Linked DNA regions of Homo sapiens: region 2 is linked to region 1. The links are chromatin contacts, found by Hi-C or POLR2A ChIA-PET in ENCODE. All regions are on one chromosome and are shown on one strand. Each heading gives the region's core, a stretch centred on a gene start or an enhancer-like site at or near the end of the contact. The rest is flanking DNA. Distances are from core to core; before and after follow the strand shown.

What was found. Hi-C counts contacts between places; a loop is a spot of excess contacts on that map. ChIA-PET counts read pairs that join two places held with the same protein, here RNA polymerase II (POLR2A). Pooled maps may share reads with other maps.
Region 2: a loop to region 1 is called in a map with no recorded cell type, with 6 times the contacts of the local background. The contact joins the promoter of MYEOV here to the promoter of PPP6R3 in region 1. A Hi-C loop is called at or near these places in 4 of 37 single-sample maps with no recorded cell type and 5 of 50 pooled maps. POLR2A ChIA-PET finds 5 or more read pairs at or near these places in 1 of 52 experiments (activated CD4-positive, alpha-beta T cell).

The regions. Positions count from the first base shown.
Region 1 is chr11:68,458,351-68,463,004 of GRCh38, reverse strand. PPP6R3 (protein phosphatase 6 regulatory subunit 3) reads right to left here and starts at 2,253. Exons shown (of 24, transcript NM_001164161.2): 1 at 2,178-2,253. RefSeq lists silencers at 1,793-1,902, 1,953-2,002, 2,013-2,382, 2,693-2,842 and an enhancer at 2,523-2,582.
Region 2 is chr11:69,290,751-69,295,404 of GRCh38, reverse strand. It overlaps MYEOV (myeloma overexpressed), which reads right to left and starts at 1,250. Exons shown (of 3, transcript NM_001293291.2): 1 at 829-1,250; 2 at 1-172. The coding sequence starts at 50. RefSeq lists an enhancer at 2,128-2,679.

The DNA of each region.
Region 1 (4,654 bases), core at 1,004-3,503:
TTCTCAATTAGTTCATTGAAACTAACAACTTTTTGCTTGTTGACTTTGCTTTGCTATACTTTACACAAAGGCTAGAGTTCTAAACCGAAAACAATCTTCTTCCTGTCCTTAAGTTCCACCAGCAAGATACTCATCTCTACTTAAGACTGAGTCCATCAAAACACACATCTCCAATACAGCAAACCAAGTCCCAAGTAAACACAACAATACCAGGGGAAGGTGCACGCAAGGTTTCGAGCACCATGGAGGAGAGTATCGGGCAAGCGGTAAAGGATTGTGAGTTTATTTCTGACTGAGTGCAGGCATTTTGTTCAATGTTCTAGACTCCCTGACCAGACATGCTGAAGTGGAGAATACCTTCCAAAGTATCCCTCCAGGACAAAAGCTATTTCCCAAACTATCTTTGCTGAAGAATACTGCAATCCACGGCACCCTTACAGTTTTCAGTAACAAGGAGGACTTACACTAAGAAACCCTAGTTACTGATTCGGGTGGCAGTCACCCAGAAACTAGTATCCAAAAGCACATGAGGAACAAAGCCCGACTTAAGCTTGTGATGGGCTTTTCTGTATTTAACCATCTCTTTAAACATTATGAGGCGCTACTACTCATTAATTACTCCGGTAAATGTTCCTAATTTAAGGAATGGTCAAAAACCCTGTCCTGAAAAAATTAAAATAACTTATAGTTTTACTTTTTCAGCCCAACTGAGTCTTACACAGAGCTTTCTAAAGGCAGTCACCAAGAGTCGGGACTCAAATGCTCATCTGACTTCCCAATAGTACCTAAACATTTAAAAATCAAATTTAAATTAAACAATAATAGCCATTAACTAGCCTAACCACTAATCAGCCACTGAGGTGACTGTATGTGCCAGGCACAGCTCTAGCTGTTTTACATGTATTAGGGCAATTATCCTGACAAACTTATGGCTGGGACACTTATTATTATTCCCATACTACAGAGAAAAAAAAAGAGAAGCTGGGTAACTTGCCCAAGGTCACAGAGCTAAAAAGTGGTCACTGACTCCACTCCACAGTGAGGAAAACCCAACCACCACCATAACTGGGTCTCATACACTTGCTACTTGAGGCACAGTTCGGTGGTTGGAAACCTGGAGTCCCTGTCCCCCTTGAAGCCTATCTGCAACATGACCTTGAGGACAAAATCAAAGTAAACGTCCCACGAATAAAGGACACCACCCCGTCAACAAGTGCTGCGAGGATGAAAGGGAACGCCTGTCAAGCACCCCCTCCCATAAAAGCAAAACAGACCCAAAGCCCCACAGAGAAAACGTGAAGTACCAGGAAAATGACATTAAGTCACGCGGTTGAAACGTCAGGGCACGGAGGTACATCCAAAGACCCATCCCGTTCACCTATAATTAAAAAGTCTAAATTGTGATCACAGCCAGCAGGACCTCAACAGGAAACACCTCCAAGTAAACAGTGAATGGGCTTCTTTAAGAGGGAGGGACTTCAAGCCACAAGAAGGACCACCCACCCCCCCCACCCCCGGCTCAAATACACCAGGGAGGCATTCGAGACAGTTTACATACAAGCCACCTCACAGGAGTTAAAAAGCCACTGGGAAGGGTACTGGGAGCCTCGGAACTGGCTGGTGTGGATCCCGATGACTCTGCGGCGAATTAACAGAAACCCACAAAACTTGTTTCCCGAAGAGCAGAGTCCAACAATGGTCTTCGCGACTCTTGACGGCGAGTTGCTGCCTCAACTTGACGCGCTCCCCGAGGCCCCCGGGAGGCCCAGCGGGAGCGGAGACCGGGCGCGGGCCGGGCGGGGGGCGAGACTGCGGGCCGCGGCCGGCGGGCGGGAAGGCTGGAGCCAGAGCCGGGTCAGGGGCGCGCCTCGCCCGCCCGCCGCGCCAGGCCGCGAACGTCAACGAGGCACAAAGTCGCCGCCCCGACCGCGTCCCGCTCCCGGCGCCCGTCCTGGCGGGGCCCCCGGCTAACAGGAGCGGACGGGGAGCGGCCGGGAAGGACTCGGCGCCGCGCCTCCCGGGCCCGCGGAGCGACGAATTCCGGGGGGGGAGGGGAGAGGGGCCGGGACGTTCCCTCCCTGAGCCGCTGAGGCCAGGTGGAGGGGCCCCGCGCCTGCCCGCGCGCCTCGCACACCCCGCGCCGCGGCCTGCTCCGGCGCCTCCCCTACCCCCATTACCTGGAGGTGCCCACGACCCGCCGCTAGTTGCGCTCAGGCGGGAAACGCGCTCACCGACACCATCAGCGAAGCGCCCAAAATGGCGGACGTATCAAGCAGGCCTTGAGTTCCCCCCCGCCCGCCCTCTGGCCGCCTCTCAGCCAATCGCGGCCCTGCCCCCGCCCCCAGCTCCAGGCTCATTGGCCCCTCTCTCCCGCCCCCTACTACCTATTGGATCGCCTAGCGGCTCCTTTGACTACATTCCGATTGGCCCGCAAGCCTCGTCAGTCAAGCGCGAGGGGCGCATTCTTTTCCCATGGACTTGACGGATCCGGAACCTCTAGGACCCCGGAGCCTGAGAAACAAATCAGAAACGGGGAGAAACCTGGCTGGGACCCCCTACGCCGTAGCAACAGCAGGTCCTCCGCTTGACGGACGCTTCGGACCACCAATCCGAGTGGCCAATGCTTTTTAAAACTAAATTGAGCCAAGCCCATCATGGCCGTGGAGCCGGAGCCGTGAGGGATCCAATAGGGTGGCGAGCTGGCCGGGCGGGGCGGGGGCGGCGGGGGACACCGGTGGTGACGTGAGCCACAATATGCGCCGGCTGCAAAGGTTAGGCCGGGCTAGGGAATCAGCTTAAGTGGAGGAGCGTTCGTTTAGTATGTGAGAGGTAACGGGATCGATGCCTGCATTCTCCACAGGGGAATTTTTATCAGAATGATTTCCCATTGCGATCTCTTTACCTGAAAGAGGTGGCTGTCCTCGTAGCGGGGTCAAGGTGAGGGATCGCGGAATATCCCTACCTGTGACGCACCGCCAAGAGATAAGTGCCCTTGTCCTGGGAGAAGGACTTAGACGAGAACTTTTGGGGTTTGGTTTTGTTTGAGACGGAGTTTCCCTGTTGTCCCCCAGGCTGGAGTGCAGTGGTGCGACCTCAGCTCATTGCAACCTCCGCCTCCCAGGTTCAAGCAGTTCTGTCTCAGCCTCCCGTGTAGCTGGGATTACAAGTGCACGCCACCATGCCCGGCTAATTTTTGTATTTTTAGAAGAGACGGGTGTTTCACCATGTTGGCCAGGCTGGTCTCGAACTCCTGACCTCAGGTGATCCGCCCACCTCAGCCTCCCAAAGTGCAGGGGTTATAGGGGTGAGCCACCGCGCCTGGCCTGGGGTCTTTTTTGAGACAAGGTCTTGCTCTGTTGTCCAGGCTGGAGTGCAGTGGGGTGATCATGACTCACTGCAGCCTCCACCTCCTGGGCTCAAGCAGTCCCCCCACCTCAGCCTCCCGAGTAGCTGGGACCATAGGCACGCACCACTGGGCCCCGCTAATTTAATTTTTTTGTAGAGACAGGGTTTCCCTGTGCACACGAGCTTCTAAATGCTCCCCCGGGCTTCCCGTTCCCCGCCATATCTGTGCCTCCCAGGTAGGACCGAGGTCCCGGACATCAGGACCCCCGCCCCAAGAGCCAGCCCAGGACACCGAGACAGCCCACGGTTAGACCCCATGCTAATAACCTGCCTTATTCCAAAATGGATTTGAGGCGCCTCTCAGAGTCCCATGAAAATCCACAGGAGGTCACGGCGCGGTCACGCCTGTAATCCCAGCACTTTGGGAGGCGGAGGCGGGTGGATCACGAGGTCAGGAGATCGAGACCATCCTGGCTAACACGGTGAAACCCCGTCTCTACTAAAAATACAAAAAGAAAAAAAAAATAGCCGGGCGCAGTGGCGGGCGCCTGTAGTCCCAGCTACTCAGGAGGCTGAGGCAGGAGAATGGCGTGAACCCGGAAGGCGGAGCTTGCAGTGAGCCGAGATTGCACCACTGAACTCTAGACTCGACGACAGAGCGAAACTCTGTCTCAAAAAATAAATAAATAAATAAAAACAAAAAAGACTGGTCTCATAAGATTATGATATTGTAGTTGTACTGGACTTTTTTTTTTTTTTTTTTTGAGATGGAGTCTTGCTCTGTCGCCCAGGCTGGAGTACAATGGGGCGATCTCAGCTCACTGCAACCTCTGCCTCCTGGGTTCAAGCAATTCTCCCTGCCTCAGCCTCCCCAGTAGCTGTAATTACAGGTGCATGCCACCATGTCCCACTAATTTTTGTATTTTTAGTAGAGATGGGGGTTTCACCATGTTGACCAGGCTGGTCTTGAACTCCTGACCTCAGGTGATCCACCCACCTTAGCCTCCCAAAGTGCTGGGATTACAGGCGTAAGCCACCGCGCCCAGCTGTACTGGATCTTTTCTATGTTTAGATACACAAATATTTACCATTGTGTTACAGCTGCTTTCAGTATTCAGCACAGTAACATGCTGTATGGATGTGTAGTCTAGGAGCGATAGGCTATCCCATATAGCCCAGGTGTGTAGTAGGCTAGACCATCTGGGTTTGTGCTAAGTATACCTGTGATGTTTGCAAAGGACAAAATTGCCTAACGATGCATTTCTCAGAACACGTCTCTGTTGTTAACTGTACTAAGCCATTTTATATA
Region 2 (4,654 bases), core at 1-2,500, 830 kb before region 1:
AGACCTATCGGGAGAGCTGGGGTGTATGTGACGCAGATTCTGAGGGCCATGAGCCGAGGGAAGGAGCCAGACGCTGTCCTAAGTGCCAGGGGAAGTTGTTAGAGGTGTTAAGCGTGGCATGACGTGGCTGGATTTAGGGTCTGAGATGAACTTTCCTGCTCCTGAATGGACTCTGAGGAGAAGGAAGATACTACCATCCGTAATCCACCCCGGGAAGGCACTGACCTCCTTGACCATGGGGAGGATGAGAGGCCGCCGCTCTGTGCCTGGGTCCCCATGGCCTCTAGGGTCCCTTCACGTTTTCACCTCATGATCCTGGAAGCTGGGACCTGCCCAAATCCACCGGGTGGCCCCAGCCTCCCCATCTCTGGGGCAGGGGGTGGGCAGCCTTCTCCTCCTGGTTTATAGCCACAGATGACTCCAGGCACAGTGGTCCTCAACCGCCTCTAGGGACCATGGGGACGGCTGCCCTCTGTGTGTGACGGTGGCTGGGCAGAAGCCAGCTGGGCTGTCGTGGGTAGGGCCTGGAGGCCTCTGGCTGTATGGTGGTCTAGCTTTGGCACCACCTTGGGGGGCTCCGGGTAGGAGGTGTCCACCAGAGGGGACCTGGGCAGCTCAGCAGAGGCTTGGTCACTCCCGAGCCGTCTGTGGGTCCCACTGGTCTGTACCCTCAACCCCACTGACCTGCACTGGTCATGCCCAGCTCTCACAGGATGATGGCCCCAGCCTTGTAATGAGTCACCTGCTGCCCTCCTGCCCCTCCAGCTGGTCCCCCACCCAGCAGCCACAGGGCTTTCCTTAAAACATAAGAAAGACCCTGCTTCTTACCTGCTCAGATCCCACCAAGAACCGGCCACCTCACTCCAGATAAACTCCAGACTCTTCACTGAGCCCAAAGGCAACGAGCAGAAGTGTCCAGAAATCACACAGAGCTCAGCAGGTGGTGAGGCACCTGGACCCGAGTCACCCAGCAGCTGAACAGGCCATCCCTGAGGCCATGCACGCCCCGGCCCTGCAGGTGTGACGGCCGAGGCTTCCACGACGGGGGGTGAGTGGGAGCTAATATGGCTGGTGAAAGCACTGGGTTCAGTGGGGATGGCATCTCCCGCCCTCTGTCCAAGGTGGGGAAAAAGTCAGCTTCAGGTGAGGGAGACCCTGGACGCCTGGCTTTGGGCTGATTCCCCACTCACTTGGCCTCTCCCAAGCATACTTTCCTGCTTTGTAGGGATGTGGGTTCGCGGGACAGTAACAGGAGAATCAAGGCAAGAACTCAGAGGGGGATAGCCAAGGTAGGCGGAGCTGCCTGGTGGGTGGGACTAACCCAGGTGGGTGGGGCTGCTTGTGAGTGGGGCTAGCCCAGGTGGGTGGGGCTGCCTGGTGGGCAGGGCTTTCTTCCCCGTCAACATTTCCCTCTCTCGGTTAAGGCCAGGGCAGAGCCCACACATGGGTGTGCCCAACCTTAAGGCCTGCCCTGGGTGAGTTAAGACTCCCCAGCTCACCTAGGTCCTACCTGAGGGGAACCTACACGGCCAACCTCCTCAAGGATCCTGAAGCCACCCAGAAGACAGTGGGGCTAGGGTGCCATTCATTCATTCATTTATTCATTCACCTATTCATTTATTTACTCGCTTCACCACCCTTTCCTGGGTAATATTAAGAATAACAGTGGGCCTAGGAATATAGAACATTCTTAGGGGTTTCTTGCAGGCCAGGCACCCTAAGAAAAAGTTATGTAACCCACGTGGCCTCGCTGTGAGGGGGACGACTGCTGTCCTCACTTAATAGATGAGGAGCTGAGCCATGGAGGCCTCACAGCTGGGCAGCTGGGGGTGGACCCCATAGACTGGAGGGGGATGGGCAGGGGCAAGGAGTTCTGCTGGCCCCAGGCCTCTTGTACACATCTTGGGAAGTACTAAAAATGAGTACTTGCTCAAGTCCCTCTCTTCATTGAGCACAGGGAGCTCTTGGCCCTTCCCTCCTCCTCCCTTTACCCTCACCGCCCAATTCCACACGGGTGTACTGAGCACTTGCTAAGGGCCAAGACCAGCACTAGGTGGAGCACACAGTAGGAACCCAAGGCAGCCCTCCCTGCCCAGCTCTCCAGGACACTGTCGTCAATGCCAGCGGGAAGCATAGAGAGGCCAGGGAAAGACGGGCAGTCAGGAGGAAGGAGCCAGCGGAGGGGAGAGAGGGCCGGCAGCTCAGTGCACCTGGACCGTGGTGGATGCTGGACTATGACCAGAGACAGGGCTGCAGCCCAGAGCTAGCCCCAGACCCACAGGGCCTCAGGGGGCTTCACAGGCTTTGTCAGGGGTTTGGACTTTCTCCCGAGGGCTGGGGACCCTGCAAGTTGCAGAAACTGGGCTATATTTGGCATTTTAGAAGCCTCCCCCAGCTGTAGTGGAGGGGAATTGGAGGGAGTGGGAGAGGAGGTTCCCATTCTCACTCAGGTGGGAGATGGTGGTGGGATGGAGGGTGACCCTGATTGATAGGACTCAGGGACAAATTAAAGGTGAGGGCCAGGGAGAGGGTTATCCAGACAGCTCCCAGGAAGATGGCAGTGGGATGGAGGGTGACCCTGATGGGACTCAGGGACAAATTAAAGGTGAGGGCCAGGGAGAGGGTTATCCAGACAGCTCCCAGGAAGATGGTGACACCAGTGAGGTGGGGAGATAGGATGGCATTTGGTTCCCACTGAGCTGGAGATGCCTGTACAAAGCTTCTAAGATACCCAAGGCAGAATCTGCAGCTCCTGCAAAGACAAGAGCTCTGCTCTGCCTCCAGGGAATCAGGGGAGGTCTCCCCAGTGCCCTACTGGGACCTCCAGAGACCCTATGCGAGCCTCCCCCAACCCAACCACCAGCCCATCAGCGCCACCTACCGGCTGCTCAGGGCAGGCACTCAGCAACTTGCTGAGGGCAGATCCTGATGTGTCCCCGTTTTACAGATGAGGAAACTGAGGCCAGGAGACAAGATGACGCCTGTTTGAGGTTACGTAGAGGTGGAGGTGGCATAAGACCTCAGTTCTTCCTGGCAGATCCTCTCCAAAGAGCCCCGTCTGAGAGCAGATGGAAGGAGGTGGTGTCAGGAGATACCTTATCTTACTTTTGTCTGCTGTCAGCATTCCAACAACCCTAGATTATTTTGGCACCCCGCAGTGTCACTCAGTCTCACCATAGCCTCACTCTAATTATCAAAGCTCATCTTTTGGGCTGATATCTGCTTCTGGGACTCCCAGTAGCCCACCTGGGTCCTGCTGGGGAGGACTGTAGAAATCTGACTGCCCCAGGTTGATTTTCTCCCTCTGTCTTCAACATTCAGATTGCCAGCCCACCTGTTAAATCATGATGAGTTGGTGATGGTGATGGTGATGGTGATGATAGTGATGATGGTGATAATGATGGCGTTGATGATGGTGATGATAATGGTGATGATGGTGGTGATGGTGATGGTGATGATGGTAAGGATGATAATGGTGATGATGATGGTGGTGATGATGGTGATGACGGTGATGGTGATGATGGTGGTGATAATGATGGTGATGACGGTGATGGTGATGAAAGTGGTGATGATGGTGGTGATGATGGTGAGGATGATAATGGTGATGATGGTGGTGGTGGTGATAGTGATGATGATGATGGTGAACATGGTGAGGATGATAATGGTGATGATGGTGGTGGTGATGATGGTGATGATGGTGGTTATGATGATGGTGATCATGATGGTGAAGATGATAATGATGATGATGGTGGTGGTAATGATGGTGATGATGGTGGTCTGATGATAATGTTGGTGATGATGGTGATGATGGTGGTGATGATGATGGTGATGGTGATGATGGTGGTGATAATGATGGTGATGGTGATGGTGATGATGGTGATGATGGTAATGATGATGATGGTGATGATGGTAATGGTGATGACGGTAATGATGATGATGCTGGTGATGATGATGATGATGGTGGTGATGATGATAATGGTGAGGATAACTTGTACTGAACATGCACCACATGTCAGTAGTTTTCCCACACTATTTCATTTAATCCTCATGACAACTTTATGGCTAGGACTACTGTTATCCCCATTTTACAGAGGAGGAAACTAAAGTGTACAGTGGCTCAGTCACATAGCAAGTTAGCAGTGGAACCTAGGGGCACCCAGGCAGTTGCACCAAGACCTGCTCCTAACATTACCCTATACTGCTTTTGGCTCAGCCTACAGAGCTGTCTTTGTGACCCCTTCTCTGACACTCCTCCTCTGAGCCAAAGGGCAGCTCCTCCCATCATCCATATCAGTCTGACTGCTCTTTCGCAGTAAGACACAATGAGGAAGCCAAAGACTCTAAAGGGAGGGGCACAGGGATGCCAGTTTCCCTCAGAGCACTGCCAAGGAGGGACCACAGCTCCAATGGCGTGGGCATATGATGTTCCACCTGCCACAACTCCATGCCCAACTCTCCTGCTCTGAGGGATCAGGCTTGGCCCTGACCCTTCTGCCTGTGAGCAACTGGTGAGCAGCCAGCCCAGGTTGCAGCCACCAGCATGTGGGCACTGGTCAGCACAAGGCATGTCTCCTGTCCAGTACTCAGGGCCTCGCTGGCCACAGTTGGACTCTGAAAGATTCCTGATGTGGACTCAGATGTGTTTGAGCCTAAA